Linked DNA regions of Homo sapiens: all the other regions are linked to region 1. The links are chromatin contacts, found by Hi-C or POLR2A ChIA-PET in ENCODE. All regions are on one chromosome and are shown on one strand. Each heading gives the region's core, a stretch centred on a gene start or an enhancer-like site at or near the end of the contact. The rest is flanking DNA. Distances are from core to core; before and after follow the strand shown.

Evidence for each region. Hi-C counts contacts between places; a loop is a spot of excess contacts on that map. ChIA-PET counts read pairs that join two places held with the same protein, here RNA polymerase II (POLR2A). Pooled maps may share reads with other maps.
Region 2: a map of naive thymus-derived CD4-positive, alpha-beta T cell shows a loop between it and region 1 (22-fold over the local background). The contact joins the promoter of BRD8 here to the promoter of UBE2D2 in region 1. A Hi-C loop is called at or near these places in 1 of 168 maps with a recorded cell type or tissue (naive thymus-derived CD4-positive, alpha-beta T cell) and 9 of 50 pooled maps. POLR2A ChIA-PET finds 5 or more read pairs at or near these places in 1 of 52 experiments (HEK293T).
Region 3: a loop to region 1 is called in a map of naive thymus-derived CD4-positive, alpha-beta T cell, with 5 times the contacts of the local background. The contact joins the promoter of FAM13B here to the promoter of UBE2D2 in region 1. A Hi-C loop is called at or near these places in 1 of 168 maps with a recorded cell type or tissue (naive thymus-derived CD4-positive, alpha-beta T cell), 1 of 37 single-sample maps with no recorded cell type and 8 of 50 pooled maps. POLR2A ChIA-PET finds 5 or more read pairs at or near these places in 1 of 52 experiments (CD8-positive, alpha-beta memory T cell).
Region 4: a loop to region 1 is called in a pooled map, with 3 times the contacts of the local background. The contact joins the enhancer-like site here to the promoter of UBE2D2 in region 1. A Hi-C loop is called at or near these places in 1 of 37 single-sample maps with no recorded cell type and 1 of 50 pooled maps. POLR2A ChIA-PET finds 5 or more read pairs at or near these places in 1 of 52 experiments (OCI-LY7).
Region 5: a map of CD8-positive, alpha-beta T cell shows a loop between it and region 1 (8-fold over the local background). The contact joins the promoter of EGR1 here to the promoter of UBE2D2 in region 1. A Hi-C loop is called at or near these places in 3 of 168 maps with a recorded cell type or tissue (CD8-positive, alpha-beta T cell and naive thymus-derived CD4-positive, alpha-beta T cell), 1 of 37 single-sample maps with no recorded cell type and 12 of 50 pooled maps. POLR2A ChIA-PET finds 5 or more read pairs at or near these places in 1 of 52 experiments (activated CD4-positive, alpha-beta T cell).

What each region holds. Positions count from the first base shown.
Region 1 is chr5:139,559,905-139,565,262 of GRCh38, forward strand. It overlaps UBE2D2 (ubiquitin conjugating enzyme E2 D2), which reads left to right and starts at 1,435. Exons shown (of 7, transcript NM_003339.3): 1 at 1,435-1,911. The coding sequence starts at 1,888. RefSeq lists enhancers at 1,011-1,180, 2,341-2,390, 2,481-2,600 and a silencer at 1,211-1,870.
Region 2 is chr5:138,174,254-138,179,879 of GRCh38, forward strand. It overlaps BRD8 (bromodomain containing 8), which reads right to left and starts at 4,377. Exons shown (of 27, transcript NM_139199.2): 1 at 4,343-4,377; 2 at 3,318-3,414. The coding sequence starts at 4,361. It overlaps KIF20A (kinesin family member 20A), which reads left to right and starts at 4,859. Exons shown (of 19, transcript NM_005733.3): 1 at 4,859-4,949; 2 at 5,407-5,592. The coding sequence starts at 5,428. RefSeq lists enhancers at 4,327-4,621, 4,329-4,378, 4,519-4,688.
Region 3 is chr5:138,031,387-138,037,356 of GRCh38, forward strand. It overlaps FAM13B (family with sequence similarity 13 member B), which reads right to left and starts at 1,693. Exons shown (of 24, transcript NM_001385994.1): 1 at 1,396-1,693. It overlaps FAM13B-AS1 (FAM13B antisense RNA 1), which reads left to right and starts at 1,388. Exons shown (of 2, transcript NR_037900.2): 1 at 1,388-1,566; 2 at 4,807-5,970. LOC124901077 (a long non-coding RNA gene) reads left to right here and starts at 1,753. Exons shown (of 2, transcript XR_007058952.1): 1 at 1,753-1,865; 2 at 2,109-3,287. RefSeq lists enhancers at 722-781, 882-1,765, 4,873-5,082 and silencers at 1,272-1,341, 1,352-1,401.
Region 4 is chr5:141,511,148-141,516,763 of GRCh38, forward strand. PCDHGA1 (protocadherin gamma subfamily A, 1) reads left to right here. Exons shown (of 4, transcript NM_018912.3): 4 at 1-1,828. The coding sequence ends at 26. It overlaps PCDHGA2 (protocadherin gamma subfamily A, 2), which reads left to right. Exons shown (of 4, transcript NM_018915.4): 4 at 1-1,828. The coding sequence ends at 26. PCDHGA3 (protocadherin gamma subfamily A, 3) reads left to right here. Exons shown (of 4, transcript NM_018916.4): 4 at 1-1,828. The coding sequence ends at 26. PCDHGB1 (protocadherin gamma subfamily B, 1) reads left to right here. Exons shown (of 4, transcript NM_018922.3): 4 at 1-1,828. The coding sequence ends at 26. It also overlaps PCDHGA4, PCDHGB2, PCDHGA5, PCDHGB3, PCDHGA6 and PCDHGA7, and 14 more genes. Among named protein-coding and RNA genes, the nearest start is that of PCDHGC5, 25 kb to the left of the region's middle. RefSeq lists enhancers at 2,387-3,012, 2,558-2,677, 3,013-3,638, 3,418-3,667, 3,639-4,264 and 3 more. Within about 2 kb of position 2,849, at least 33 of the 41 ENCODE cell types and tissues checked have a DNase peak (open chromatin) inside an H3K27ac peak, as active enhancers do; they include OCI-LY7, where a contact is called at or near this core.
Region 5 is chr5:138,464,198-138,470,175 of GRCh38, forward strand. EGR1 (early growth response 1) reads left to right here and starts at 1,282. Exons shown (of 2, transcript NM_001964.3): 1 at 1,282-1,871; 2 at 2,560-5,106. The coding sequence starts at 1,565. The coding sequence ends at 3,884. RefSeq lists silencers at 1-155, 476-875, 886-1,235, 1,326-1,535, 5,283-5,577 and enhancers at 68-1,267, 340-1,180, 1,181-2,020.

The DNA of each region.
Region 1 (5,358 bases), core at 185-2,684:
TGTAGGGCTGGGCACAGGGTAGGTGCTCAGTGATTTAGCTTTTTGTCTCCATCTCCTAAAAAACAATTCCAAATATTCTAGGTTTGATTTTCAGCGGACCCTCCTGATGGGTATCTGGAGCACGAGGTTGGTTTTTTTTTTTTTTTTGGAGATGGAGTTTTGCTCGTCGCCCAGGCTGGAGTGCAATGGCGTGCTCTCGGCTCACTGCAACCTCTGCCTCCTGGGTTCCAGCGATTCTCCTGCCTCAGCCTCCCCAGTAGCTGGGTTTACAGGAACCTGCCACCACTCTCGGCTATTTTTTTTTTTTTTTTTTGAGACGCATTCTTGCTGTTGCCTAGGCTGGAGTGAACTGGCGTGATCTCGGCTCACGGCAACCTCCGCCTCCCGGATTCAAGCGATTCTCCTGCCTCAGCCTCCCGAGTAGCTGGGACTACAGGCGCCTGCCACCATGCCCGGGTAATTTTTGTATATTTAGTACAGAAGGGGTTTCACTGTGTTGGCCAGGCTGGTCTCGAATTCCTGACCTCGTGATCCGCCTGCCTTGGCCTCCCAAAGTGCTGGGATTACAGGCGTGAGTGACCGTGCCCGGCCTAATTTTTGTATTTTTAGTAGAGATGGGGTTTCACCATGTTGGCCAGGCTGGTCTCGAACTCTTGACCTCAGGTGATGCGCCAGCCTCAGCCTCCCAAAGTGCTGAGATTACAGGGGTGAGTCACCGCGCCCAGCCGTTGGTTTTAACTATTTGGGGCACACACTGTGATTTTTTTTCTGACGCAGCTGGTACAGTGCTTGCTTGTAACAATTTGCAATTCACTAAGCTGAGCAGAGTCTGGACACCTCGAAGGCACACATACATGCCAGTGGCTGAGAACACAACATTCAAATCCTCTCCATCTGGGGCCTTGGTCCGGAAGGCCAATCTCACTGCAACCCGAGCGGCTATGAGACATCTCCCTCGTGGCAGGTGCCCGAGCTGTAGCCACGCGGCCTCTGGAAAGAGATGTGCTAAGTCCCAGGACTTCAGAAGAGCTCTGTGACCTTGGCCAAGTCCCTTCCTCCTTCAGGAGCGCTGCAGTGGGCCTAAGTGCCTCCTCCCGGGACTAGTACGGGGACGGTCGTGAGATCTGGACAACATTCGCCTTTTAATATTTATTGATCTTTTGTGACACGCGCGTGGGTTTCCATCAGCAATGAAGTCAACGGTCGCGGCGCTGGAGCCTGCAGAACTCGCGCTCTAGATCTCGCGAGATCTCCGCCCAGGGCTTCGCAGCGTCACGCCCTCCGGGGCCGTGGCGGCGACGGCGGTGCGTAGCTTACTCACAGGGGCGGCCCGTATCCCTCCGCCGCCGGCGCGGCTCGGCCCTCCCTCCCCTGGCCCGCCAATCCCCGCGCCTCCCGACCTGCCCCTCGGTCGGGCCCACCCCGTGCTCCGACGGCCCCACCCCGGCGGCGCAGCCCGCCCGCCCGCGCGTCCCTCGGTCCACCTGCAGCAGGGAGGAAGACAGGCAATCCCTCCGGCTGTCCGACCAAGAGAGGCCGGCCGAGCCCGAGGCTTGGGCTTTTGCTTTCTGGCGGAGGGATCTGCGGCGGTTTAGGAGGCGGCGCTGATCCTGGGAGGAAGAGGCAGCTACGGCGGCGGCGGCGGTGGCGGCTAGGGCGGCGGCGAATAAAGGGGCCGCCGCCGGGTGATGCGGTGACCGCTGCGGCAGGCCCAGGAGCTGAGTGGGCCCCGGCCCTCAGCCCGTCCCGCCGGACCCGCTTTCCTCAACTCTCCATCTTCTCCTGCCGACCGAGATCGCCGAGGCGGCCTCAGGCTCCCTAGCCCCTTCCCCGTCCCTTCCCCGCCCCCGTCCCCGCCCCGGGGGCCGCCGCCACCCGCCTCCCACCATGGCTCTGAAGAGAATCCACAAGGTAAGCGGCCGGAGGTCGGCTGCGCTGCTGGCCAGCTGAGCAGGCTGCGGCCTGCACTTCCCGCCGTAGTCTCCGTCGGGCTCGCGGCCTCCTTGGATCTTGCTGCCGGTGCTGGCCCCTCGGGGCGGCCTCCATACCCCACTCCCAGTGATGGCGCCCGTGGAGGCCCCGGCGCGCAGCCCGCGCTTAGGCCGGAGGTGCTCTCGCGGCCTCAGCGTTCCTCCCCGGCTGCCCTTCCAGGCCCGCATGGTGTGGACTCTTAGGGCTTCTCTCCAGTCTGGGACTGCCGCTGCACTTGAGGGCCATTGTCGGGCCAGGATGGCGGGGTTGGGGCCGAGGGGGGCGCTGGGGCGTTGGGCGGCCCCTTCGACAGAGGTCGAAAGGGCTTCTCGCCCCATTTCTGTTCCCTCCTCCCACACCTGCCCTAGCTCCCTCCACAAAACCGCCTGAGCTCGGGCTGACAGAGGAAGCCGTTTTGCCCGATCCACAAGTATATCCTGAGTTCACTTACCTCTTGGGTGGCAGCACACATCGGTCCACCCTGCTTGTCCAGAAACTGTTAAGAGTTGGAAGTTCAGAAGAAAAAAAAAAGGTGACTTAATGAGGGAGGAGGGAAGTAGAGGGAGAATCATTTTATTCCTTGAGGTTGCTGTATGTAGTTAGAAACTAACACTTCCGTTTTGCAGGATTGGATCTAATAGAAAAGCTGTACATTGGCAAAGGTAGAGGTAGAAACCTGAACATTGAAAACCACCAGAGAAATTATACAAAAGTTCCTTTCACAGCCTCTTCGCAAAATGGACTTGACGCTATTAGGTGATATGTTTACCGAGACTCTTAACTGGGAAGGGGTTTTACTAGATTTTGTATTAAAAAGGATTTCTTTGCTCTTTAAAGTGAAGGGTTATTTAGTTATCAATAAGGAGGTTTTCCTAATAATACATCTAGACTATAAGATTGGCTTAAAATTTATTTTTTTTCCCTTTCTGATGTTGTAACCTCTTAGTGCCACTTTCATGTTTTTTTTCTTAGAAGTAGGGAGGCACCACTATTAATTTCTGTTTGGTGTTTCACTTGGCTACTCAGATTGGCTATATTAAACCGGTAGCTACTTTTTTCTTCAATACATCTTTTTCCTTTTAGTGGAGAACGGGGTCTTGCCGTGTTGTCCAGGCTGGTGTGGAACTCCTGGGCTCAAGCTAGCCTCCTGTCTCTGCCTCCCTTAAGTGTTGGAATTACAGGCATCAATCAGCCACTGCACACGGCCTATACCTGTAGCTACTTAGAAGTAGGTACTGGGGTTATCCATTCTGAATGATGGGATGGGGATGCAAGAGGAAGAGAACCAGTTTTTAGCTTGTCTTAAACTAAGTCAGAATACAGATTGATGATTTAAACACCTCAGCTCAGCGGTTGGTCCTCATTTCATTTTTGCTCAAAGACAGTGTGGAATCAGTCCCATTGGTTACTATAATTAGGTTAGCTCCTTAACTTCTTTTGACTCTGATTTCTAACAAATGAAGAAGGGCAGATTTTAGACAATAAATCTTGTACTAAAATGAAATGGTATTTGTTAAATACCATAAAGAAGCTTGAACCTTAAGCAAAGATGTCTTAAAGAACCGTTTAAGGGGCAGGGGAGCACACTGAGGAGTAGTCATCCAAAAAAAATATATACATATGTATTTTAAAGGCTTTTAGGAATTGCTAGGTCCTTATAGAATCTAACTGGGAAGTTATCAAATACCTGTAGAAGCTTGTCCTCTTATTTTATAACCTGAGAAAGAGCAAGTGGGTATAATGTGTAATAATTTACAGATAAAGAAATGTAGACCTGCCGGGCGCGGTGGCTCACGCCTGTAATCCCAGCACTTTGGGAGGCTGAGGTGGGTGGATCACGAGATCAGGAGATCGAGGCCATCCTGGCTAACACGGTGAAACCCCGTCTCTGCTAAAATATACAAAAAAAACTAGCCGGGCTTGGTGGCGGGTTCCTGTAGTCCCAGCTACTCTGGAGGCTGAGGCAGGAGAATGACGTGAACCGGGGAGGCGGAGCTTGCAGTGAGCCGAGATCGCGCCACTGCACTCCAGCCTGGGCCACAGGCGAGACTCCCTTTCAAAAAAAAAAGAAATGTAGACTTTAATCTCTACATTGAATTATATGTGTAACGGACTTTTTCAGAGAGGGAACTATCTCTTTGACACAAAACATACGTTTTAATTAATAATACTTGCTCTGGTAATATAGTTTCTTATGAGTTGCTACATATTTTCTAGAATAGATTTTCCTTAAAATATGCCTTTGTAAGATTTTTTTAATAAAATCAAGTTTAGAAATAATTTGAACTTTTTTGGGGGATAGAGTTTCAGTCTTGTCGCCCAGGCTGGAATGCAATGGCACGATCTCAGCTCACCGCAACCTCCACCTCCTGGGTTCAAGTGATTTTTCTGCTTCAGCCTCCCGAGTAGCTGGGATTACAGGCACGCACCACCACACCTGTCTAATTTTTGTGTTTTTAGTAGAAACGGGGTTTCACCATGTTGGCCAGGCTGATTTCTAGTTCCTGACCTCCGGTGATCCACCTGCCTCAGCCTCCCAAAGTGTTGGGATTATAGGCGTGAGCTACCGTGCCCGGCCTGAACTTTTTTTTTTTTGGAGACGGAGTCTCCCTCTGTCGCCCAGGCTGGAGTGCAGTGGTGCTATCCTGGCTCACTGCAACTTCCGCTTCCTGGGTTCAAGCGATTCTCCTGCCTCAGCCTCCGGAGTAGCTGGGATTACAGGCACTCCGCCGCCATGCCCAGCTAATTTTTGTATTTTTAGTAGAGACGGGATTTCACCATGTTGGCCAGGCTGGTCTTGAACTCCTGACCTCAAGTGTTCTGCCACCTTGGCCTCCCAAAGTGCTGGGATTGCAGATGTGAGCCACGTCATCTGGCCTGGCCTGAACTTTTAGAATTCAATATTAACCATTTTCCCCTAGTTTATTCCCTAGAGCTCTTCACAAAGTATGGCTTGACTTCTCTGAGACAGCTAGTGATAAGAAAAATGAAGTTTATTTTGGTATACCACTCAAAAAGATTGTGAAAACAAAATGGAGATTAATTTTTTTTTTCCAAACTCTTTGTACCACAATTTTAAGTTGAATAGCTGACTTCCTAGGCATGGATAAGATCAGTTCTATCTTATCTTCTGTCCTAGTAATGTGTCTGCAGTGGAATCCCCATTGCTTGGCTTCTATAATTGATCTTGAACCTTCCCAATTATCATTCCCTGAAAAAATAATTCTACTTAAATACCTTCTTGACTTAAATGTCATGAGTTGCTACATCTGGGTTCTGATAAGATTTTTCTAAGAAAAACTACATTTGACATGTGACATCTTCAGGAATTCAATATCTTGTTTCTTTGACAGAGGGACGCTATTCATGTCTGTGAATTTGGCAGTC
Region 2 (5,626 bases), core at 3,127-5,626, 1.4 Mb before region 1:
TTTCACAAATGTATATATATTTCAAAAATACCATGTCTTATGCTCTAAATGTGTGCACTGGCCGGGTGTCGTAGCTCATGCCTGTAATCCCGGCACTTTGGGAGGCCGAGGCAGGTGGATCATCTGAGGTCAGGAGTTCAAGACCAGCCTGGCCAACATGGTAAAACCCTATCTCTACCAAAAAATACAAAAATTAGCCAGGCATGGTGGCAAAGGCCTGTAGTCCCAGCTACACGGGAGGCTGAGGTGGGAGAATCACTTGAACCTGGGAAGCAGAGGTTCCAGTGAGCCAAGATTGCACCACTGCACTCCAGCCTGCGCAACAGAGACTCCATCTCAAAAAAAAAAAAAAGGTGCAGTTTACTGCACATCAATTATATCACAAAAAAGTTGTTAAAAGGGAAGAGATGTGACTTTTCTTACCAACCCCCTTCCTTCTTGTTGCATGGAACAAGGATGTGATAGCTGAAGGTCAAGCAGCCACCGTGAACCATAAGATAACCAGAAGATAAACTATGCACTGAGGAAGGTGGAACAGAAAGAGAATATCCTGAGCCTCTAATGTCACTGTGAAGTTGCTATGAGAGCTGTGGACTGCCTAGACTTCCTGTATGTGTGACAAAAAATAAACTCAAGTTTTTTTTTTTTTTTTTTGAGATGGCGTCTTGCTCTGTTGCCCAGGCTGGAGTGCAGTGGCACGATCTCAAATCACTGCAAGCCCCGCCTCCTGGGTTCACACCATTCTCCTGCCTCAGCCTCCTGAGTAGCTGGGACTACAGGCGCACGCCGCCACACCTGATTTTTGTATTTTTAGTAGAGACGGGGTTTCACCGTGTTAGCCAGGATGGTCTCAATCTCCTGACCTTGTGATCCGCCCACCTCGGCCTCCCAAAGTGCTGGGATTACAGGCGTGAGCCACTGCGCCCGGCCTTAAACTTAAGTTTTTAACCCATTTCTTTGTTGCTATTGCTTTCTATATAGTGTTTTTGTTTTTATGGTGGCCACATATTACTTCAAAAATTAGATTTAAAAAACAAACAAAAAAAATGCTAGGAAGCATGACAATCAGCAAAGTACTGAATTGTTTATAAATGTGGCAAGAGAGTTAAATTCATAATGGATGATTCAAAAGAAAGGGGGTGAGGGGCTGATACCGAGAAAGGTAAAATGATGATAGTTCTAGGCTGGGAGTGATGGCTCACGCCTATAATCCTAGCACTTTAGGAGGCTAAGGTGGGAGGATCACTTGAGCCCAGGAGTTCAAGACCAGCCTGGGCAACAAGTGACAAAAAACACAAAAAATTAGTCAAGCATGGTGGCAAGGGTCTGTATTCCCAACTACTCAGGATGCTAAACTGGGAGGATCACTTGAGGCCAAGAGTTGGAGACCAGCCTGGGGAACATAGTGGGACCTCGTCTCTACAAAAACATAAATATTTAAATTAAAAAAAAAAAAAAAGTTCAGCCTGGGCAACATGGCAAAACCCCATCCCTACCAAAAAATACAAAAATTAGCCAGGGGTGATGGCATGTGCCTGTAGTCCCGGCTACTCAGGAGGCTGAGGCCGGAGGATCACTTGAGCCCAGGAGGCAGAGGTTGCAGTGAACCACGATCGCACTACTGCACTCCAGCCTGGGTGACAGTGAGACCCTGTCTGCAAAAAAAAAAAAAAAAAAAAAAAAAAGTCAAACATAATAAAGTTACTACATAACCCAGCAATTTCACTCCTTGAATAAAAAACTCAAGAGAATTAAAAACATTGTCCACAACCTTGTACACGAATGTGCACATCATCAGCATTATTCATAATGGCCAAAAAGTGGAAACAACCCAATTGTCTATCAAGTGATGGATAAATAAAACTTGGTATATTCATACAACAGATTATTATTCAGCTAAAAAAGGAATTAAGTATTGATACATGCTACATAAGAATGAACCTTAAAAAGTGTTATGTCAAGTGATTAAAAAAAACAAAAAAAAGTCCAGAAGAGCACGTATCATTCCATTTGTATGAAATATCCAGAATAGGCAAATCTACAGAGACAAGAGAGTTGGCTGGGTATGGTGGCTCACACTTGTAATCCCAGCACTTTTGGAGGCCAGGACTGGTGCATTACTTCAAGACCAGCCTGGACAAAACCTCATCTCTACTAAAAATACAAAAATTAGCCAGGCCACTCGTGGCGCATGGCTGTAATCCCAGCTACTTGGGAGGCTAAGGCACGATAATCGCTTGAACCTGGGAGGCGGAGGTTGCAGTGAGCCAAGATCTAACTACTACACTCCAGCCTGTGTGACAGTGAGACTCTGTCTCAAATTAATTAATTAATTAATAGAAAGTAGATGAGTGCTTGCTTGGGGGTGGTGAGGAGGGGACAACATGGACTGACAGTTAAGGAGTAAGGGGTTTTTCTTAGAATAAAATGTTCTAAAATTAGATTGTGGTGATGGTTGCACAACTGTGAATATACTAAAAACCATTATATTGTACATTTTAAGTAGGTTAATTTTATAGTATGTGAATTATATCTCAATAAAGCTGTTTAAAAAAAGAAATACAGCTGGCCTGGTGGCTCACACCTGTAATCCCAGTAGGTTGGGCGGATCGCTCGAACGCAGGAGTTCGAGACCAGCCTAGGAAACATGATGAAACCCCCATCTCTACAAAAAAATAAAAAAAATTAGCTGGGCATGGTGGTGTGCACCTGTAGTCCCAGCTACTCAAGAGGCTGAGGTGGAGGATCATTTGAGCCTGAGATATGGAGGTTGCAGTGAGCCAAGATCACACCACTGCCCTCCAGCCTGGGCCACAGAGTGCAATCTTGTCTCAAAAAAAAAAAAAAAAAAATAGGCCTGGCAGTGGCTCACGCCTGTAATCCCAGCACTTTGGGAGGCCGAGGCGGACAGATCATGAGGTCAGGAGATTGAGACCATCGTGGCCAACATGGTGAAACCCCGTCTCTACTAAAAATACAAAATTAGCCAGGCATGGCCAGGCGCAGTGGCTCACACCTGTAATCCCAGCACTCTGGCAGGCCGAGGTGGGGGGATCACCTGAGGTCAGGAGTTCGAGACCAGCCTGGCCAACATGGCGAAACTCTGTCTCTACTAAAAAATACAAAAATTAGCTGGGCGTGTCCGCACCACTGCACTCCAGCCTGGGCAACAGAAGGAGACTCAGTCTCAAAAAAAGAAGAAAAAGAAAAGAAAGTCTACTTACAGCTTAATATGATTAACTATAGAAATCTACCGATGTGAAAGAGTATCTAACAATTTCTAAGACCCAGAAAAGCTGACATCCTAGATACCTTACCAATTTTGATCGCCACTTCTCATGACAGAAGATGCTAAACATAGCTTCTCTCGGATGGACCATGGCTCTGTGGGGCCAGTGCTTAGCAGCTTGTGTTCTGGGAAAGGGAGAAAAAAAAAAAAGCCTTGGAAACAACCACTGAGACTGTAGTGCTAAGCTCCAAAATCCCCAAAAAGAGGACTAAAAGCCTAATACAAAACATCCCAACTTGTTAGGACAAAGTGAGCTACTATAACCAAATCTTGATTTTCACCTCTCCAAGTGAAATATCACCAGTGACCGGGGTACCTATTCGTTGCATGTGAATTATTAACATTTTATTTCTTAAAACGCCATGGCTTGAAGCTCCGCTTTATTAAGAAACAGGGAATGTCAGATTAGGCAGTTCTCCCTAAAAGCCCAGTTTTAAGAATACTGGACTTTATTCCAGTTTGAACTTATTCAGGGCTTATTTCCCAGGAACCCGAGCGGCCAGCCCCTCCTACTACCCCGCCTCCCTCTTAGCATAAACTTGTTTACTTCTCTCAGATCCTCTACTCCAAATGTCGGGGGTAAAAGAGCTTTTCAGTCCAAAAAAAGAAAAATGGCTGAAATCCCCGAGATGCAATTTCCTGAGTGGCAAGAAAAGCTCATGGTTAAAAGACCCCACTTCCACTGCCTCACAAACGTCAGACAAAAAAATGAATGGCTCTTTGAGGTGCCGGTTACTCCGTCTGGCTCATAACATCTTTTCGTCTGCACGCCCAAGTTTCTAGAGTGCTTTTACGGTTAACCCGCAGAGTTCCTAACACACTAGGATTCACTAAGCTGCTTCTCTCACACCTCCGCTCTCTCCCTGAGAAACAAGACCCCAGATTTCTGGGCCCCCAAACGTTGGTCTTCACGATGCTGTAGAGCGCAGGTCTCTGAAAACCCTGGGCTCTCAAGCAACCCACTTCTCCCACTCCCTAAGCGTGTAACAAAAATATGGTGCCTAGCCTCGGATCTACAAAGGCCTTTCACGCAAAACCTGCTCAGATACTCACTGCCCGTTCCCGTCGCCATCTTGGCCCCGAAGTCTCCAACCCTGAGGAGAGACGGTCTGGAAGGGCCGAAACCCTGGAATTCTGGGAAATAGTGTACCGGCGTTGGTTCGCGGTGCCTCCTGGGAAATGTCGTTTTTCCCCTTAAGACAAAGCAAGCACCCTAAACCAGTTACCCTGTGCACTCCTGTTAAGATTGTTGCTAAGGAAGGACAGGAGTTGGCTGCTGAAGCCTCAAGATTTCCTTTAGGCTCTTAGGTAAGAAATGTCTAAGGTTCAAGGAAAAAGGTTAAGTTGGAAGAATCCCAGGCAAAATAAGTGCGAATCCACGACAGTTGGTAACCCGGACCCACATTAGAACTCAGAGGTCAAGCAGAAGCGAACGACTGGAATTCCAGTCAGGCCCGCCCCCTTTCCTTACGCGGATTGGTAGCTGCAGGCTTCCCTATCTGATTGGCCGAACGAACGCAGCGCGTAATTTAAAATATTGTATCTGTAACAAAGCTGCACCTCGTGGGCGGAGTTGTGCTCTGCGGCTGCGAAAGTCCAGCTTCGGCGACTAGGTGTGAGTAAGCCAGTATCCCAGGAGGAGCAAGTGGCACGTCTTCGGGTGAGTGTGCGGCTGTGCTGGAGCCCGGGTTACCAGCTCTTGCCCGCGCGGAATAGGCTTTAAGAAATCGGAGCTGCAGCCATCTGTTTTTCTCTTAATGCTGCATCTCTGTTCTCACGGTGGTCCTTGGGGTGAGGTTAGAGAAGGAGCCGAGGGATCCTGACACCACCTCCACAGCACCGGCGGGCGAGGTGCCCTACTTTAGGCGTAGCCTTCTGCTTTTGGAGCCAGATGTCTGTGGACTTCTGTTCGCGTTCAGAAATGCCGCCTCAAACTTCTCTCAATTGTTCATTAAGTGAACTTCTCTCATTCCCTTCCCCTTTGCCGATAATTGGAGGGGAAAAGAAGTAGGAAGCGGGACACGGTGTCCTGGGGCAAGGGACTTATTACCTAAAATTCGCGGCCCCTTCTGTCCCTAAAGGTTCTTCTCCCTGCCCACTTTTTGGTCTCTTTTTAGACCTAGGCTGCCCCTGCCGTCATGTCGCAAGGGATCCTTTCTCCGCCAGCGGGCTTGCTGTCCGATGACGATGTCGTAGTTTCTCCCATGTTTGAGTCCACAGCTGCAGATTTGGGGTCTGTGGTACGCAAGAACCTGCTATCAGACTGCTCTGTCGTCTCTACCTCCCTAGAGGACAAGCAGCAGGTAAAGGAACTGGGGAGTGGCTGGGGCGGAAAGT
Region 3 (5,970 bases), core at 443-2,942, 1.5 Mb before region 1:
ATTAAAAAAGTAAGAAGGGGGCAAGGCACGGTGACTCACGCCTGTAATCCCAGAACTCTGGGAGGCTGAGGCAGGCGGATCACTTGAGGTCAGTTCAAGACCAGCCTGGCCAACTTAGTGAAATCTGATCTCTACCAAAAATACAAAAATTAGTCAGGCGTGGTGGCGGGCGCCTGTAGTCCCAGCTACTCAGGAGGCTGAGGCAGGAGAATCGCTTGAATCCGGGAGGAGGAGGTTGCAGTGAACCGAGATCGCTCCACTGCACTCCAGCCTGTACGACAGAGCGAAACTGTCTCAAGGAAAAAAAAAAAAAAGTAAGAAGGCGCTCCCAATGGATATACAAATAATTATCAGTCCATTCAATTCCATCAACAAGCACTTAGTAAATGCACAGTACCTGTGAGAAAACCAGGCCAACAAGCATTTCAAGGTTACCAAAAAAGGAAGGTTGAAAATAGCCTCACACTAACCCAGCTCTAAAAAGACAAATAATTCAAAACCACCCTTTAATGTCTGTCTCTCTAAACAGGTGCACCCCAGTTAATGTTAATAGTCTGCATTACTACTGGTAATGATTCTGGCTACCATTTTAGATTATCAGATCCTTCAAAGTAAATGCCCAACTTTTTTCACTGATTAGAAGGCGAAACGGGGAACCAAATGAAATAATCCACCGTCTTTCTAAAAGTCAGTTTGATTTTAACTGATTACAAACAAAAAGGGCTTAACAGTTTCCCACTGCGCAAATGTGCCAACCGATTCCTACAACCTCATCTAGGAAACCAGGCGTGCCACGCGAACCCTAATGCTATACAAAGTGTCCCCCTCCAGCCTGGCCTATGCAGAGCGCATTCTAGACAAGGCCCCAGTGCACCAACAGCCCAATTTTGGCTATATTCTCTGAGCGATTTAAGGAAGTCCGCAACCACTCATCTCACGTGACCTTAAAAAGGGGCGCAGTTGAGCCCAGAATAAAACACACTCCTTTTTCTTCTACATCAACTTCACTGCCCAGCATGAAGGAAGTGGGCGGGGAAGAGGCGCAGCGCCAGCGGGCAGGAGAGGTCAGCAAAGAAACGTGGGGTGTCGCGCCATCTACTCTGGAGGGGCTGGAGGTGAGGGGCACGCCCGCTCAACTGCACTGCAGCCGCTGCAAATCCAAGGCTGCCACACCCCCCGGCAGCCAGGGACACGGCTTCATCTTCCTCTTTCTCCAGCGGAAAGGGGGCCCTCTCCACGGAACGCCCCACCTGCTAGAGTCCTCCACATCCCGAAACGCAACGCCCGAGAGCAGGCGCGGGTGGCAGGCGGCGCTGGGGGGCAACAGGAGGGGAAGGGCCGCGGCGACCTGCAACCCGCGCATGCGCAGATCCGGGTACCCGCCCGTTTACCTACCGTTGGAACCGCGATGCCCCGTTCCCTGGCCGCGGCCGCTTCTCCAGGACCCGCGGCGACGGCAAGAGGGCGAGAACTGAGGCCCCAAGTGGCTCCGCGGCCGAGAAGCCTCTTCCTGGGGCGGCCGCTGACGGGAGGTTAAAGCTACGGCTGTGGCGCGGGGCCAGCCCGGTAAGCGACCCCCCGGATACCCCCGGCGGTGGTGGCGACGCAGACGCGGAACAGGGGGAGAGAGTGGCGACAGAGGCGGCGGCTGAGGTGCAGAGCCTCCCTAACGGCGAGCGGGAGGAGAGCGGCTGGCGGGCGGAGGCCGGGCCGGACGTGACGTGCGTGGGAGGGGGCGGGGCAGGCCGCTGGTGGGGGCGGGGCGGCGAGGGTCCCCACCCCCACAGCATTCCGGGCAGCGGCCCTGTGTCCTGCAAGCTTGAGGACCGCGGTTCCTCTCCCACCAATTGGGGTCCTGAATTAGGGTGCGAGCAGCCAGGCGCCATCCCGGGGCGGGTTGTGGGGTCCTCGGTATGGGGAGGTTGGGAAACAGAGAGGACACTGGGGAGAGGAAAGATAAAGGGAAAATCCGGAACACAGAGATCGCTTCTGGTCTCTGCGGAGGAAGCCAGGCCCCCAGGGCGCCCATATCCAGGTGAGGAGCACAGAGACCTGAACCGAAAACCGCTGGGGGAGACCTAAGCGGTGACTTCGGTTCCCATTCCCAGAGATGTGAGTTAGATCCGGGACCACGGGGCTGCACCTGCGTCCTGCCCGCCCCCACCCTACCCCTTCACCTCAGGACCTGACCTAGACTCCAGAGAGAACAGTAAGGCTTCGGTGCCTTAGTCTGGGACTGTGGAAGTCGATAGGCTGCGGGCTTACAGGGAGCTTCGTATACTAAAATCAGCCAGCTGCGGAGGCAGAGCTGAAAGGAGGCAGAAAGAATGAGCTCTCTGAACTTGCATGGCTACCCAGACCATCCCTACAACTCCCTTGAACTCACAAGGGTATGAATATTCAGCCAATCTCTTCTTTGTTATAGTCTGTTAAGGGCTTTGAGATCTTCCATTTGGACTCCTTGACAGCCGGTAGATCAACACCTGCACAAAAAATAGCAGCCACCACAATTCAGTTGTCCCTTACCTACCTGAGCTGGAAGTTAGTAACTTGGAAAATGTAAAACAAGAACCCTCATAGAACTTGGGACAAGATTTGAAAAAAATAAAGTTACCCTATGAAATGATCTGTAAATGGGCTACAGAGGCCACAGTGTCTCCCACATTTCATCAGAGAGAGTAAACCATGTGTAACCTAAGTGTCACATACCCAGTTAATGCTGTCATAACCGAAGGGTGGGGTCCACAAAGAGTCTAAAACCAGAAGAATCTGAATAAGAATGTTCTATGAGGCTCCCAGGAACTCTGTCCAGGAACGAGGCAACTGATTCTAATGACCAGAACCAACACTTACTCTCAGGGCAGTTAAATCTTAATTCAGATTCACTCACTCATTCAACAGATACTTAGTGAATGCTTACTATGTTCTAGTCTCTTAAGATACGTCAGTAAATCCCTGCCTTCGTGGAGTTTATATCCTAGCAAACCTAAATTCTGGATCTCCGTTAAGAGCATACAAAGGCCCATACTCTGATTCCAAACTCAGCTAGTAGCCTTTCCATCATTCAGGGAGTCTCTCAAATAAATCTACATACCCAATAAGAAGGGATTGTCCAAGGCATATAACTAGGACTAGTTATACTAGCTGTACAGTTTTTGTCAATAAATTCATATCATGGTTTACAAATCGGACACTGTTCACTGGGTTGAATTGTTTTATCCGAATTAATTTCTCAGAGCCTATTTAAACTTGAGCGAAGTGAAATAAAAGTTTCCAAATCTGCCAAACAGGATCAACAGAGCCTGATTTCAGAGCAGCCCAGTGAAGATGCAGTCTGTGCATTTAGCCTTGTATCTCTCTTTAAATATCTTAAATGAAAGCTTTACCTGTGATTCCATGCTTGGAGAACAGGAGCAATATGATTGCTTCAAAAGCTTTATCATAAGTGCGTAAAAGTCTTGAGAGTAAATCCGAAGAGAGTTAAAAACCTCCTCCGCCTGCCCCACATATGCAACACAGGCTCTTGTTGACATAACTGACTGTAATAAATACTTTGCTCTGAATATGAAACCTAAGATGTAAGCTCCCAGAGGGAAGGATTCCCTTGCCTTTTTTTTTTTTTTTTTTTTTTTTTTTTTTTTGGTGAGACAAGGTCTTGCTCTGTCACTCAGGCTGGGGTCCAGTGTCTGGATTATGGCTCAATACAGCCTCAACTTCCTGGCCTCCAGCAGCATTCCTACCCTAGTCTCCTGAGTAGCTGGGACTACAGGGACATGCCACCATGCCTGGCTAATTTTAAAATTTTTTTAGAGATGGGTTTCCCTATGTTGCCCAGGCCTCTCTTGAACTCCTGGCCTCAAGTGATCCTCCCACCTCAGCCTCCCAAAGTGCTGTGATTACAGGCGTGAGCCACCGTGCCCGGCCTCCCTTGCGTTTTTATACCCTACCCACAAAGTATGGGATCTCAAAAAACAAATGAATTGATCAATGACCATTTTCCCCCTCAAAAACTGCAGAACATATTCTTGGAAGATATATTCTCTAGATCCTACTTGATAATATAAAAACAGTATGTTCAACATAGGGGCCACATGGGCTATAATTCAAAACAAACACTTTTATTTTGTATCTTTTGCCATGCCTTTCAATTTGTGCAGTGGGAGTAGATCTGTCATGTACCTAATTGAAAACTCAGGCAGGTTCCATGAGTTTTTAGGGGTTCTGTGGTCTCCTTAGGAATAGAGTCCTGTTGTCATTGAGTCACAAAGAGTGAAATGTTTTCCTCTTTTTCAGCTGGGAACAGTTGTCTCATTGCTTGCCCTAAAGAGGGGACCATAGTCATCTTTAACCTGCCTAGTCTTTCTCCTCCCGGCTTAACTAATCATAACCAAATCTGGGGAAGGCAGGGAGAAAAAGGAGCAGGAAAGTTGTTAACTTTGTATGATGGTTTGACATTCCCTGGGCATGGTAGATGCTTAAAGCTGACTTATTTTTTCATGGATACCTCAGAGACTACCACCATCCCCCTTCTCTGGTGGTTTCTCCCCCATAATTCTATTGGTCTAAGCGTAAAGCTATTTTGGCAGTTATTTACTTCTTTCCACGCACCTCCAACTACTTGTCTGTTGAAACCTGGGCATCTCTGTAAAGGCCCTGTCAGATAGGATCTGAGATGACTCTCACACTCGTCCATTTGCAAGTGACCCTTTATTGTGGGACAAGGTTGTGCACTCCGTACCCTAGGGGGTGCCATTCACATCATTCTCACTGTAGTTCTGTATGTTATTTATTTTAATGTTTTTCCAGCAGGTGGCAGTAAAGTGTTTTGTCCAAACTAAATTACAACGACTGCTTCCCAATAGATGGAAGCAAAGCGTCTGGACGAAGGAGAGCTTTTTTCTCATGGTGCTGCTGTGTTAGCCTAGTGACAGCTCTGTATGGCCCACACCTGGTCCACAGGAAGCTCTCAGGCACCTCTTGCCCGAACAAACTTGGGAGTACAGGCTAATCCCAGTGCAGATTCAACATTCCTCTACTCTGCTGCCAAAACAGCCGCCAGCCTGTGGGAGTCAGACACAGGCCCACGGTGCCCCTCAGACTGCAGGAGGTACAAGTCAAGTGCTCTGAGCAGATCCATTGAAGGCCCACTCCCTCGACTTGAAGTAAAAGGCAGGCAGGCACCTGTGGTAAGAATCACAGCTCACCAGCAACAGTCTCCAAAGACATTGTCCTCAATAATTCTGGTTTGGCCTTTTATAACTAAATAACTGAGTATTTAATCTACCTGCTTTGTCTAAATCCTCTGAAATTTCTAGAGGGGGTCTATCTCAGAAATTACTTTAGTTTTTTGGTGGATGGAGGGAAGAAGATGGTTTCTTTTATAATAATCTTGTTGCTTCAGTTAAAACAGTGGTTCTCAACTGCGACAATTTTGGGGGACCATGTGTGCAGACATTTTTGGTTTTTTTTTAAACTTTTTTTTTCCTTCTGAATTCAGGATCTGCTGAATACAGACATTTTTGATTGTCACCACTGGAGAGGTGCTATTGGCTGGTGGGAGAAGGTCAAGGATGCTGGTAAACATCCTTTACGGCACAGGACAGCCCCTACAGCAAAGAACAGCAATTCTGTTTGTTACAGAGATGAGAGAATACCTCACTAAAAGAATACTTCAAAATTACATCACTTTTTCTTCTTTTTTTCCTACAAATTCTTTACCTGTAGATGGAAACGTCACATTTCAATATATCAATAGAGTCAAAAATAGCATTTGCAATAGCTATTTGGCCAGGATGAGAAGTGACTGGTATAGACCAATCCTTTGTGTTTCCAAGACTCCTTCTGGAGATGAGGCCATGCCAGGAAAATTACTACTTGAGATAAAATTGTTATTTATTTGCAAGATGACTTTTAAGCCTGGAAAACAAGCATTCTATCCCAGCTTATCTGAACAGAGGCATTATGCCTCTC
Region 4 (5,616 bases), core at 1,599-4,098, 2.0 Mb after region 1:
AGTCGGGCAAGAAGGAGAAGAAGTAACATGGAGGCCAGGCCAAGAGCCACAGGGCGGCCTCTCCCCAACCAGCCCAGCTTCTCCTTACCTGCACCCAGGCCTCAGAGTTTCAGGGCTAACCCCCAGAATACTGGTAGGGGCCAAGGCCATGCTCCCCTTGGGAAACAGAAACAAGTGCCCAGTCAGCACCTACCCCTTCCCCCCCAGGGGGTTGAATATGCAAAAGCAGTTCCGCTGGGAACCCCCATCCAATCAACTGCTGTACCCATGGGGGTAGTGGGGTTACTGTAGACACCAAGAACCATTTGCCACACCCCGTTTAGTTACAGCTGAACTCCTCCATCTTCCAAATCAATCAGGCCCATCCATCCCATGCCTCCCTCCTCCCCACCCCACTCCAACAGTTCCTCTTTCCCGAGTAAGGTGGTTGGGGTGTTGAAGTACCAAGTAACCTACAAGCCTCCTAGTTCTGAAAAGTTGGAAGGGCATCATGACCTCTTGGCCTCTCCTTTGATTCTCAATCTTCCCCCAAAGCATGGTTTGGTGCCAGCCCCTTCACCTCCTTCCAGAGCCCAAGATCAATGCTCAAGTTTTGGAGGACATGATCACCATCCCCATGGTACTGATGCTTGCTGGATTTAGGGAGGGCATTTTGCTACCAAGCCTCTTCCCAACGCCCTGGGGACCAGTCTTCTGTTTTGTTTTTCATTGTTTGACGTTTCCACTGCATGCCTTGACTTCCCCCACCTCCTCCTCAAACAAGAGACTCCACTGCATGTTCCAAGACAGTATGGGGTGGTAAGATAAGGAAGGGAAGTGTGTGGATGTGGATGGTGGGGGCATGGACAAAGCTTGACACATCAAGTTATCAAGGCCTTGGAGGAGGCTCTGTATGTCCTCAGGGGACTGACAACATCCTCCAGATTCCAGCCATAAACCAATAACTAGGCTGGACCCTTCCCACTACATAATAGGGCTCAGCCCAGGCAGCCAGCTTTGGGCTGAGCTAACAGGACCAATGGATTAAACTGGCATTTCAGTCCAAGGAAGCTCGAAGCAGGTTTAGGACCAGGTCCCCTTGAGAGGTCAGAGGGGCCTCTGTGGGTGCTGGGTACTCCAGAGGTGCCACTGGTGGAAGGGTCAGCGGAGCCCCAGCAGGAAGGGTGGGCCAGCCAGGCCATTCTTAGTCCCTGGGTTGGGGAGGCAGGGAGCTAGGGCAGGGACCAAATGAACAGAAAGTCTCAGCCCAGGATGGGGCTTCTTCAACAGGGCCCCTGCCCTCCTGAAGCCTCAGTCCTTCACCTTGCCAGGTGCCGTTTCTCTTCCGTGAAGGCCACTGCCCAGGTCCCCAGTGCGCCCCCTAGTGGCCATAGCCTGGTTAAAGTTCCCCAGTGCCTCCTTGTGCATAGACCTTCTTCTCCCACCCCCTTCTGCCCCTGGGTCCCCGGCCATCCAGCGGGGCTGCCAGAGAACCCCAGACCTGCCCTTACAGTAGTGTAGCGCCCCCTCCCTCTTTCGGCTGGTGTAGAATAGCCAGTAGTGTAGTGCGGTGTGCTTTTACGTGATGGCGGGTGGGCAGCGGGCGGCGGGCTCCGCGCAGCCGTCTGTCCTTGATCTGCCCGCGGCGGCCCGTGTTGTGTTTTGTGCTGTGTCCACGCGCTAAGGCGACCCCCTCCCCCGTACTGACTTCTCCTATAAGCGCTTCTCTTCGCATAGTCACGTAGCTCCCACCCCACCCTCTTCCTGTGTCTCACGCAAGTTTTATACTCTAATATTTATATGGCTTTTTTTCTTCGACAAAAAAATAATAAAACGTTTCTTCTGAAAAGCTGAACGTTTCTGTATAAGCGATGGAAGCTCCTGGCATGTGTGCATGAAGTGATGAGCTGAGGTGGGTGCTGGAAGAAGGGCGGAATCGGGAGGCCACTTTGTGTCATTGCGCGTCTAGATGTTTCCGAATTGCGTGTGTGTGTGTGACTGTGCAATATGGTTGTGTATGCTTGCAATGCCGTTGTGCCTATGAGACAGTGTGCGATTGTGTGCCTATGGATCTGTGTACCGTGTGCCATTGTGTGATCGGTCCGCTGTGGGGGTGGGGATCTGAGTGCGGCGTGTCAGTGTGCAGTGGAGTGTGCAGTCTAAGCTTGCGGCTGTCTCCAGGCAGAAGAGGAGACCCCGGCGCGGGCGGGGGCGGGTTGGCGCCGGGCAAACGCCTTGGGTAGAGGGGAGAGGACGTTTCGTTAGTTCCCGCCCCTTCCTGACTAAAATTGCCTACCCGAAGCGCCCCGGAGGGCTTCACGGGAGGAGGGTAGACTCTCCTTTGCCCCCGCACCCCCACCCCCGCTGCCTAGGGGTTTTGGGAAAGCCGCGGGAGTGGGAGGGAATGCGGGAGGTGATTCTTCCAAAGCCAAGTCTGCAGCTCGAGCCTCAGTTTCCCCATCTGGAATTCGCCTTCCCGCTGACATCTCCGTAGCGAAGCCTAAGAAATTGGAGGGCTCATCCTCTTCTTGCGGGGGTCAAGGGGACTGAAAGGACGTGCAGGAAATGAGATCCATCGCAGACTCAGCTCCCCTCCCTCCTTCCTGTCGGTGCTTTTCCACTCACTCGCCTGCTCTCCCATCTCCCCGCCCCCTCCGCCTGCCTCCTCGAAGCACTGTGGGATTCCGAGGTTGCTGCAGCCAGAGAAGCTGCAGAAAAACACGGAGCTGGGGGTGAAGGGGGACTTAAAAGGGGAACTACCCGGAAGGACCCAAGAACACAAAGACAGAGCCACTGCGGTTATCTGGCTGGTCAGCAAGGGTATGCGGCTTCCTCCGCGCTGCGGAGGCTCCCAGAGCCAGGTCACCCATTCTGCCAGCTCAAGTCTGTTGTCATGGGAACCAAACCTTCCAACTTAAGAATCTGGGGGCGACTTTCTAGCGTGGGAGGAAGGGTGGTGTGCACGGTTGCTGAGATGGAAGCAGGGTTTTGTTACTCAGAGCCAGGCTGCGGAGGGGCGGGGTGCCGGGCGCCTGGGTTCTATTCCAGGCACAGCAGCAGACTGGCAGAGCGCGTGAGCAGCTGTGGTTTGTCCCCTAATTGGTATGTGTGCCTATAAAGCTCTGAACCAGAAAGGCGTGGCCTCCGGGGGGACGGGAGGGAGGCGGCAGGCAACCCATCCCCACACCTCAGGCCATACTGAGGAGGCAGCTGCCCAGGCTCCAGGGCTATTTAAAAGGCTTTTATTTCCAGTTCCAGAGCCCGCCCGAATGGGTTTGTGGTCCTCTCCAGGCCTCTCCCTGTCTATCCTGGGCCTGCTCATTGCTGGTCTGGCTTTTTTGTGCAGGTCATAACGTGCTCAGACAAGTATGGCTCCAAGTGGCAAGTCATCTGGAGCATGACCTCAGGCTCCCAACCTCTGCTGGGCAGGCTCAGGTTTCCACCCCAGGGTAAACCCCTCTACTCTGGAATGTGGTCTGTGGCCACCAACAGAGCAGAGGGGATGAGAAAATGGGAGCCAGATGCTTCCCTCAGCAAGAGACACAGGTACTGCCAGGAAACCTTGCGTGACATCTGGGAACATGAAAGGTTCCAAGTGAGTTCCAAAAAAGGGCTCCAAACCAAGTAGCAGCAATGTGGAAGAGTCAGGGAGCTGAACCAGGCGCCCACTCCTTTACTGTGGCCAAACGGCCCTGAGGTGAGCTCTGGTGGGGCAGCAGCCACCATGTATTAATCATCTCTAGCCCTGTGCCCAAGTAAAGTGTCTGGCACCTTTAGCTTTTTCACAGTGATTTGTCAGGTCAACCAGGGATTTGAGGCAGGAAAGACTAGAGGAGCCTGGACTAGAGTGAAAAGAAAACAGCTCAGAAATTCACACAGGAAGCTGTAAGGCAGTACTGTTTCAATGCTTTATTAACAGTTGGAAACAAAACCAACAAACTGGAGGTGATGACATCCCAGAAGCCTATGAGGCAAGGGAAATAGGTTTGCATTTTGTCCCTCACACCTCTCTCTCTCTCTCTTTTTTTTTATTAAATGCATCTTAGCAAAAGTAGATTAAAAAAGAAAGGGTCAAAGCCCCAGATGTCAGCGAGCAGGGAGGAGGTGACCCAGGGGAGCAACAGACGCCCTGCATCAGAGTCCTCCCAGGAATAGTCCAAAGGAGCTGCTCTTGCCCCTTTATACACAAGCGCCAGCAACCAAAACCCTCCCTCCTGGCAATAAGGCCTCACTATAGTTGCCCTCATGCTTCCTAAGCTCTCTCTTGCTCTAATAACTCTAATTCTGGGCCAAGCCCAAGAGTGCCATTCTTTCTTCCTAGCTGGGGATGGAAAGCTGAGAGGGGCACAAGGAGGGCAAAAGTATCACCCTAAGCCAGAGAATTGCAGCTTCCTGTGGTTGGGGCCACCAAACAGTTCAGTGTGCCCACCCACTTCTCTTTTAGAAGAGAGCTGGGGTACAGTGTATGAAGGCACTCCTGGTGCCCAGTTCCCCAGAATGTCCAGTTAGCATCTGCACATTTGGCTTGATACATTTATACATTTATAAAAAACTCTGTGGTCTTAGAGTTCCTGCTACTCTTAGGCCTGGCCCAGCTCAACCAGAGAAGGGGTTCCTCCTGTGTCGGATTCCCTGGGAGAGAGGATCTGCCTTGGACTCAAGGGTCCAGAAGGTCCAGGGGCACATTCAGGATTGGGCCTGTGAGAAGAAATCCCAGAACTCTGTAACCTGCCACCAAAGCTTCTTACATTATGGAGGGGAAAGGGGGAAGGAACAGTTTTCTTTAAAAAAATTTTTTTTTTCATACAAAAATAGATCCATTTGCAAAACAATTTCTCAGCCAGGAGGCTCCACCTCCCATTTCCTTGTAGACAGAGGGTGAGGTGTTGGGATGGTCACAGTACAACCCATAGTCCAGATGAGATGCACCAAAGCTCAGGGAAGGCATGAGGAGGGAAGGTGGCTCAGTAGCCTGGGGTTGGTGCAGAGCGTCCAGAGAGGCAAGGGCATAAAGCGTGGCAGAAGCTGGGGGCAGGTCCCACACTGTCGCTATGCCCTGCCTGCCTGCCCACAGGCTCTGGCCTGGGCCACAGCACAGCAGGGAAACTGGTCCAGATCCTTTGCTTTGGAGGCCTTTCCCAGGAAGGTGGGGTAAAGGTGGGATTTGCTCCCTGCTTCCTTAGGAGCAGCTCCCAGTGCCACACCACTAATAATAAATAACCACAGCCAGGAGAGGGAAGAGCAGAGACAACAGCAATGAAAGGAGGGATCTAGCCCAAAGGTTTACAAGCCCCATGCTATTCTCAGGGCCAGAGAAACCACAAAAGAAAAGCACAAATCCAGCAAGACTGACCTAGGGGGGAAAGCCCATTAGAAAGTCAGGGCTGAGAAAAAGCAGGCTGGGCCTTGTCTGAGATGAGGCCCTCTGAGTAACAGAGAGGAGACAGGGTTAAGGCAGCAAACATGGACCCTGCTTTGGTAATACAACAGCCAGGGCTGGCTAAGTCGGGCTCAGGCCTCCCCTGCACTGCCCTTTCCTTCTGGCCTCCAGGCAGCTGAAGCTGTATGTGATGTTGAGAGAGCAGCAGGCCAGAGAGAAAGACAGGGTCAGGGTGGTGGGAGTGGCCACCCCAGAGG
Region 5 (5,978 bases), core at 32-2,531, 1.1 Mb before region 1:
CGGGAGGAGGAGCGAGGAGGCGGCGGAAGAGCCCGCGCGGCCGGAGTCCGGGGCTGGGAGTGGAGAGGGAACCTCCAGGGGGCAGCACCGAGCCGCCAAGCCGGTCCTCTCTTCGCGCCCAGCCCGGGGTCCCCAGACAGCCCATAGGGAAGCCCCTCTTTCGGATTCCCGCAGTGTGGGCCGGCCCTCCACCTGGACTGGATAAAGGGGGGAAAGTGACCCCTCACCACAAGGACCATTATCTCCTGGTGAGAACAAGAATCAGGCCTCTCTTGGGGCAATCAGCTTCCCCACTTCGGTCCCCCAAAGGTGGGCTCTTTGCCGGCGGGGACTAGGGAACAGCCTTTCGGTTCCGGGGGAGCACAGGGGACCCCAGGCACCAGCAGCCCCATCCCACCGACAGGTGGCAGAGGCAAGGCAGCTCACTGCTATACAGTGTCCCAAGAACCAAGTGGCCGTGACTTCCTATCCTCAATTTCCCAGCGACACCCGGAAAGACACCGTGCCATAGATCGAGGCCCGGGGTCAAGGCCCCGCCTCTCCTGGGCGGCCCCTGCCCAGGCGGGCCCAGCCGCTCCTCCCCCGCACTCCCGGTTCGCTCTCACGGTCCCTGAGGTGGGCGGGCGGGCCCTGGATGACAGCGATAGAACCCCGGCCCGACTCGCCCTCGCCCCCGCTCTGGGTCTGGGCTTCCCCAGCCTAGTTCACGCCTAGGAGCCGCCTGAGCAGCCGCGCGCCCAGCGCCACACGCCACGAGCCCTCCCCGCCTGGGCGTCCCCGGATCCCGCGAGCGCTCGGGCTCCCGGCTTGGAACCAGGGAGGAGGGAGGGAGCGAGGGAGCAACCAGCTGCGACCCGGAAATGCCATATAAGGAGCAGGAAGGATCCCCCGCCGGAACAACCCTTATTTGGGCAGCACCTTATTTGGAGTGGCCCGATATGGCCCGGCCGCTTCCGGCTCTGGGAGGAGGGAAGAAGGCGGAGGGAGGGGCAACGCGGGAACTCCGGAGCTGCGCGGGTCCCGGAGGCCCCGGCGGCGGCTAGAGCTCTAGGCTTCCCCGAAGCCTGGGCGCCTGGGATGCGGGCGCGGGCGCGGGCCCTAGGGTGCAGGATGGAGGTGCCGGGCGCTGTCGGATGGGGGGCTTCACGTCACTCCGGGTCCTCCCGGCCGGTCCTGCCATATTAGGGCTTCCTGCTTCCCATATATGGCCATGTACGTCACGACGGAGGCGGACCCGTGCCGTTCCAGACCCTTCAAATAGAGGCGGATCCGGGGAGTCGCGAGAGATCCCAGCGCGCAGAACTTGGGGAGCCGCCGCCGCCATCCGCCGCCGCAGCCAGCTTCCGCCGCCGCAGGACCGGCCCCTGCCCCAGCCTCCGCAGCCGCGGCGCGTCCACGCCCGCCCGCGCCCAGGGCGAGTCGGGGTCGCCGCCTGCACGCTTCTCAGTGTTCCCCGCGCCCCGCATGTAACCCGGCCAGGCCCCCGCAACTGTGTCCCCTGCAGCTCCAGCCCCGGGCTGCACCCCCCCGCCCCGACACCAGCTCTCCAGCCTGCTCGTCCAGGATGGCCGCGGCCAAGGCCGAGATGCAGCTGATGTCCCCGCTGCAGATCTCTGACCCGTTCGGATCCTTTCCTCACTCGCCCACCATGGACAACTACCCTAAGCTGGAGGAGATGATGCTGCTGAGCAACGGGGCTCCCCAGTTCCTCGGCGCCGCCGGGGCCCCAGAGGGCAGCGGCAGCAACAGCAGCAGCAGCAGCAGCGGGGGCGGTGGAGGCGGCGGGGGCGGCAGCAACAGCAGCAGCAGCAGCAGCACCTTCAACCCTCAGGCGGACACGGGCGAGCAGCCCTACGAGCACCTGACCGCAGGTAAGCAGTGGCCTACGCCGAGGGGGAACCCTTTCGCCACCATCCTGGCGTCCTGTCCTTCACCGCAGGAGTGCTCCTGGATCTTAGAATGAGAGCCGGGTTTCCCTTTCATTCCTCGCATCCCCAGAGTCATGTGTTAGAGGGATGCCAAGGAACCCCACACAGCCCACCCCCTGCCCTCATCCCTAGCGGAGCGCAGAGGACCGAGCTTTTGTTTTGGATGGAGAGCTCTGGAGCTGCGTGGGTGGGTGGAGGGGGAGGGCTTGTTTTGATGAGCGGGGCTGCGCCCCCCACCTCCAGTAAGACTTGCCTTGCCTTGCTTGCCGCCTGTCCCCAAGGAAGGACCGTGATCCTTGGCCGTGGATGTCCCGGCAGCCCGGGTTTGGGGGCGCGCACTAGCCGCGGCCATGGGGGTGCTGGCGGGAATCCCTCGCCCGCACAGCCGCCGCTGCGGAGCGCTGCGAGCTGCAGTGGAGGGGGATTCTCCGTATTTGCGTCAGCTGTTGTTGAAATGGGCTCTGCCACTGGTGCGGGTCCAGGAACATTGCAATGTGCTGCTATCAATTATTAACTACCTCGGGAGTCAATGGTAGCCGGCCCGGTCTCTTGCCTGGCAGCTCGGGTCGTCCTCGTCCTCCAGTGATTGCTTTCCAGTAACCAGGCCTCCCGCTTCTCTCTCTCCTGCCAGAGTCTTTTCCTGACATCTCTCTGAACAACGAGAAGGTGCTGGTGGAGACCAGTTACCCCAGCCAAACCACTCGACTGCCCCCCATCACCTATACTGGCCGCTTTTCCCTGGAGCCTGCACCCAACAGTGGCAACACCTTGTGGCCCGAGCCCCTCTTCAGCTTGGTCAGTGGCCTAGTGAGCATGACCAACCCACCGGCCTCCTCGTCCTCAGCACCATCTCCAGCGGCCTCCTCCGCCTCCGCCTCCCAGAGCCCACCCCTGAGCTGCGCAGTGCCATCCAACGACAGCAGTCCCATTTACTCAGCGGCACCCACCTTCCCCACGCCGAACACTGACATTTTCCCTGAGCCACAAAGCCAGGCCTTCCCGGGCTCGGCAGGGACAGCGCTCCAGTACCCGCCTCCTGCCTACCCTGCCGCCAAGGGTGGCTTCCAGGTTCCCATGATCCCCGACTACCTGTTTCCACAGCAGCAGGGGGATCTGGGCCTGGGCACCCCAGACCAGAAGCCCTTCCAGGGCCTGGAGAGCCGCACCCAGCAGCCTTCGCTAACCCCTCTGTCTACTATTAAGGCCTTTGCCACTCAGTCGGGCTCCCAGGACCTGAAGGCCCTCAATACCAGCTACCAGTCCCAGCTCATCAAACCCAGCCGCATGCGCAAGTACCCCAACCGGCCCAGCAAGACGCCCCCCCACGAACGCCCTTACGCTTGCCCAGTGGAGTCCTGTGATCGCCGCTTCTCCCGCTCCGACGAGCTCACCCGCCACATCCGCATCCACACAGGCCAGAAGCCCTTCCAGTGCCGCATCTGCATGCGCAACTTCAGCCGCAGCGACCACCTCACCACCCACATCCGCACCCACACAGGCGAAAAGCCCTTCGCCTGCGACATCTGTGGAAGAAAGTTTGCCAGGAGCGATGAACGCAAGAGGCATACCAAGATCCACTTGCGGCAGAAGGACAAGAAAGCAGACAAAAGTGTTGTGGCCTCTTCGGCCACCTCCTCTCTCTCTTCCTACCCGTCCCCGGTTGCTACCTCTTACCCGTCCCCGGTTACTACCTCTTATCCATCCCCGGCCACCACCTCATACCCATCCCCTGTGCCCACCTCCTTCTCCTCTCCCGGCTCCTCGACCTACCCATCCCCTGTGCACAGTGGCTTCCCCTCCCCGTCGGTGGCCACCACGTACTCCTCTGTTCCCCCTGCTTTCCCGGCCCAGGTCAGCAGCTTCCCTTCCTCAGCTGTCACCAACTCCTTCAGCGCCTCCACAGGGCTTTCGGACATGACAGCAACCTTTTCTCCCAGGACAATTGAAATTTGCTAAAGGGAAAGGGGAAAGAAAGGGAAAAGGGAGAAAAAGAAACACAAGAGACTTAAAGGACAGGAGGAGGAGATGGCCATAGGAGAGGAGGGTTCCTCTTAGGTCAGATGGAGGTTCTCAGAGCCAAGTCCTCCCTCTCTACTGGAGTGGAAGGTCTATTGGCCAACAATCCTTTCTGCCCACTTCCCCTTCCCCAATTACTATTCCCTTTGACTTCAGCTGCCTGAAACAGCCATGTCCAAGTTCTTCACCTCTATCCAAAGAACTTGATTTGCATGGATTTTGGATAAATCATTTCAGTATCATCTCCATCATATGCCTGACCCCTTGCTCCCTTCAATGCTAGAAAATCGAGTTGGCAAAATGGGGTTTGGGCCCCTCAGAGCCCTGCCCTGCACCCTTGTACAGTGTCTGTGCCATGGATTTCGTTTTTCTTGGGGTACTCTTGATGTGAAGATAATTTGCATATTCTATTGTATTATTTGGAGTTAGGTCCTCACTTGGGGGAAAAAAAAAAAAGAAAAGCCAAGCAAACCAATGGTGATCCTCTATTTTGTGATGATGCTGTGACAATAAGTTTGAACCTTTTTTTTTGAAACAGCAGTCCCAGTATTCTCAGAGCATGTGTCAGAGTGTTGTTCCGTTAACCTTTTTGTAAATACTGCTTGACCGTACTCTCACATGTGGCAAAATATGGTTTGGTTTTTCTTTTTTTTTTTTTTTGAAAGTGTTTTTTCTTCGTCCTTTTGGTTTAAAAAGTTTCACGTCTTGGTGCCTTTTGTGTGATGCGCCTTGCTGATGGCTTGACATGTGCAATTGTGAGGGACATGCTCACCTCTAGCCTTAAGGGGGGCAGGGAGTGATGATTTGGGGGAGGCTTTGGGAGCAAAATAAGGAAGAGGGCTGAGCTGAGCTTCGGTTCTCCAGAATGTAAGAAAACAAAATCTAAAACAAAATCTGAACTCTCAAAAGTCTATTTTTTTAACTGAAAATGTAAATTTATAAATATATTCAGGAGTTGGAATGTTGTAGTTACCTACTGAGTAGGCGGCGATTTTTGTATGTTATGAACATGCAGTTCATTATTTTGTGGTTCTATTTTACTTTGTACTTGTGTTTGCTTAAACAAAGTGACTGTTTGGCTTATAAACACATTGAATGCGCTTTATTGCCCATGGGATATGTGGTGTATATCCTTCCAAAAAATTAAAACGAAAATAAAGTAGCTGCGATTGGGTATGTGTTTCCTGGGTTAGGGGAAGGACTCTGCCCTATTGAGGGCTGTGAGGTTTTCTGAAGACTTGGCCTTTAGAGATACAAGGATCCTCCAGCCAGAGTCAGGCCCACTGTGTGAAACTGGAGTTCGTTATTTATGAGGACTGAGTATGGGTCTTCAAATAGGGTCTCGGTCTATCCACCCAGGCTGGAGTGCAGTAGTGTAATCACAGTTCACTGCAGCTTTGGTGTCTCAGGCTCAAGTGATCCTCCCACCTCAGCCTCCTGAGTAGCTGGGACTATAGGCACGTGCCACCACACTCGGTTAATGTTTATAGAGACAGGGTTTTGCCATGTTGCCCAGGCTGGAGTTCTTCTTGATAATGGGCCTGTTCCTCTTCAGTCTGTTGGGCTGAAGCTTTACCTTGGTTAGCTAAAGCCAAGAAAGGCAAGAGTTAGGGCTGGGACATGTGTGGCCAAAGGCAGTGTTACTCTCCTGGCATCAAATGTTGGGCCAGTCCCGTCCCCCACCTCTACTCAGGGTTGGAAAACCCATGATCTTGGGAATCCCTGCCATGTGCAGTTAGAGGAGGTAAGAAGTAGGCACAAGGCCTTTAGGGGAACAGTAACAATGCTGGGGCCGACTCAGCCTCTCCCTCCCATTCCCCAGGTCCCCAGCAACTTGAGGGCATCAAAGAAGCCTAGACGAGGTAAAGGCCAGTTCTCAAGCCAAGAATCCTTCCAGGAAGAAATTCTTATTACTTGCCAGCTGGAACTGCCATCCTTGGCAGCTTCGTGGGACAAAGGATAGAGTGGGCAGAAGCCTGGCCTGGTGTCTAAAGTTCCCATCCGGGCCAAATCTGTTCCCATTGTGTAGGAGGC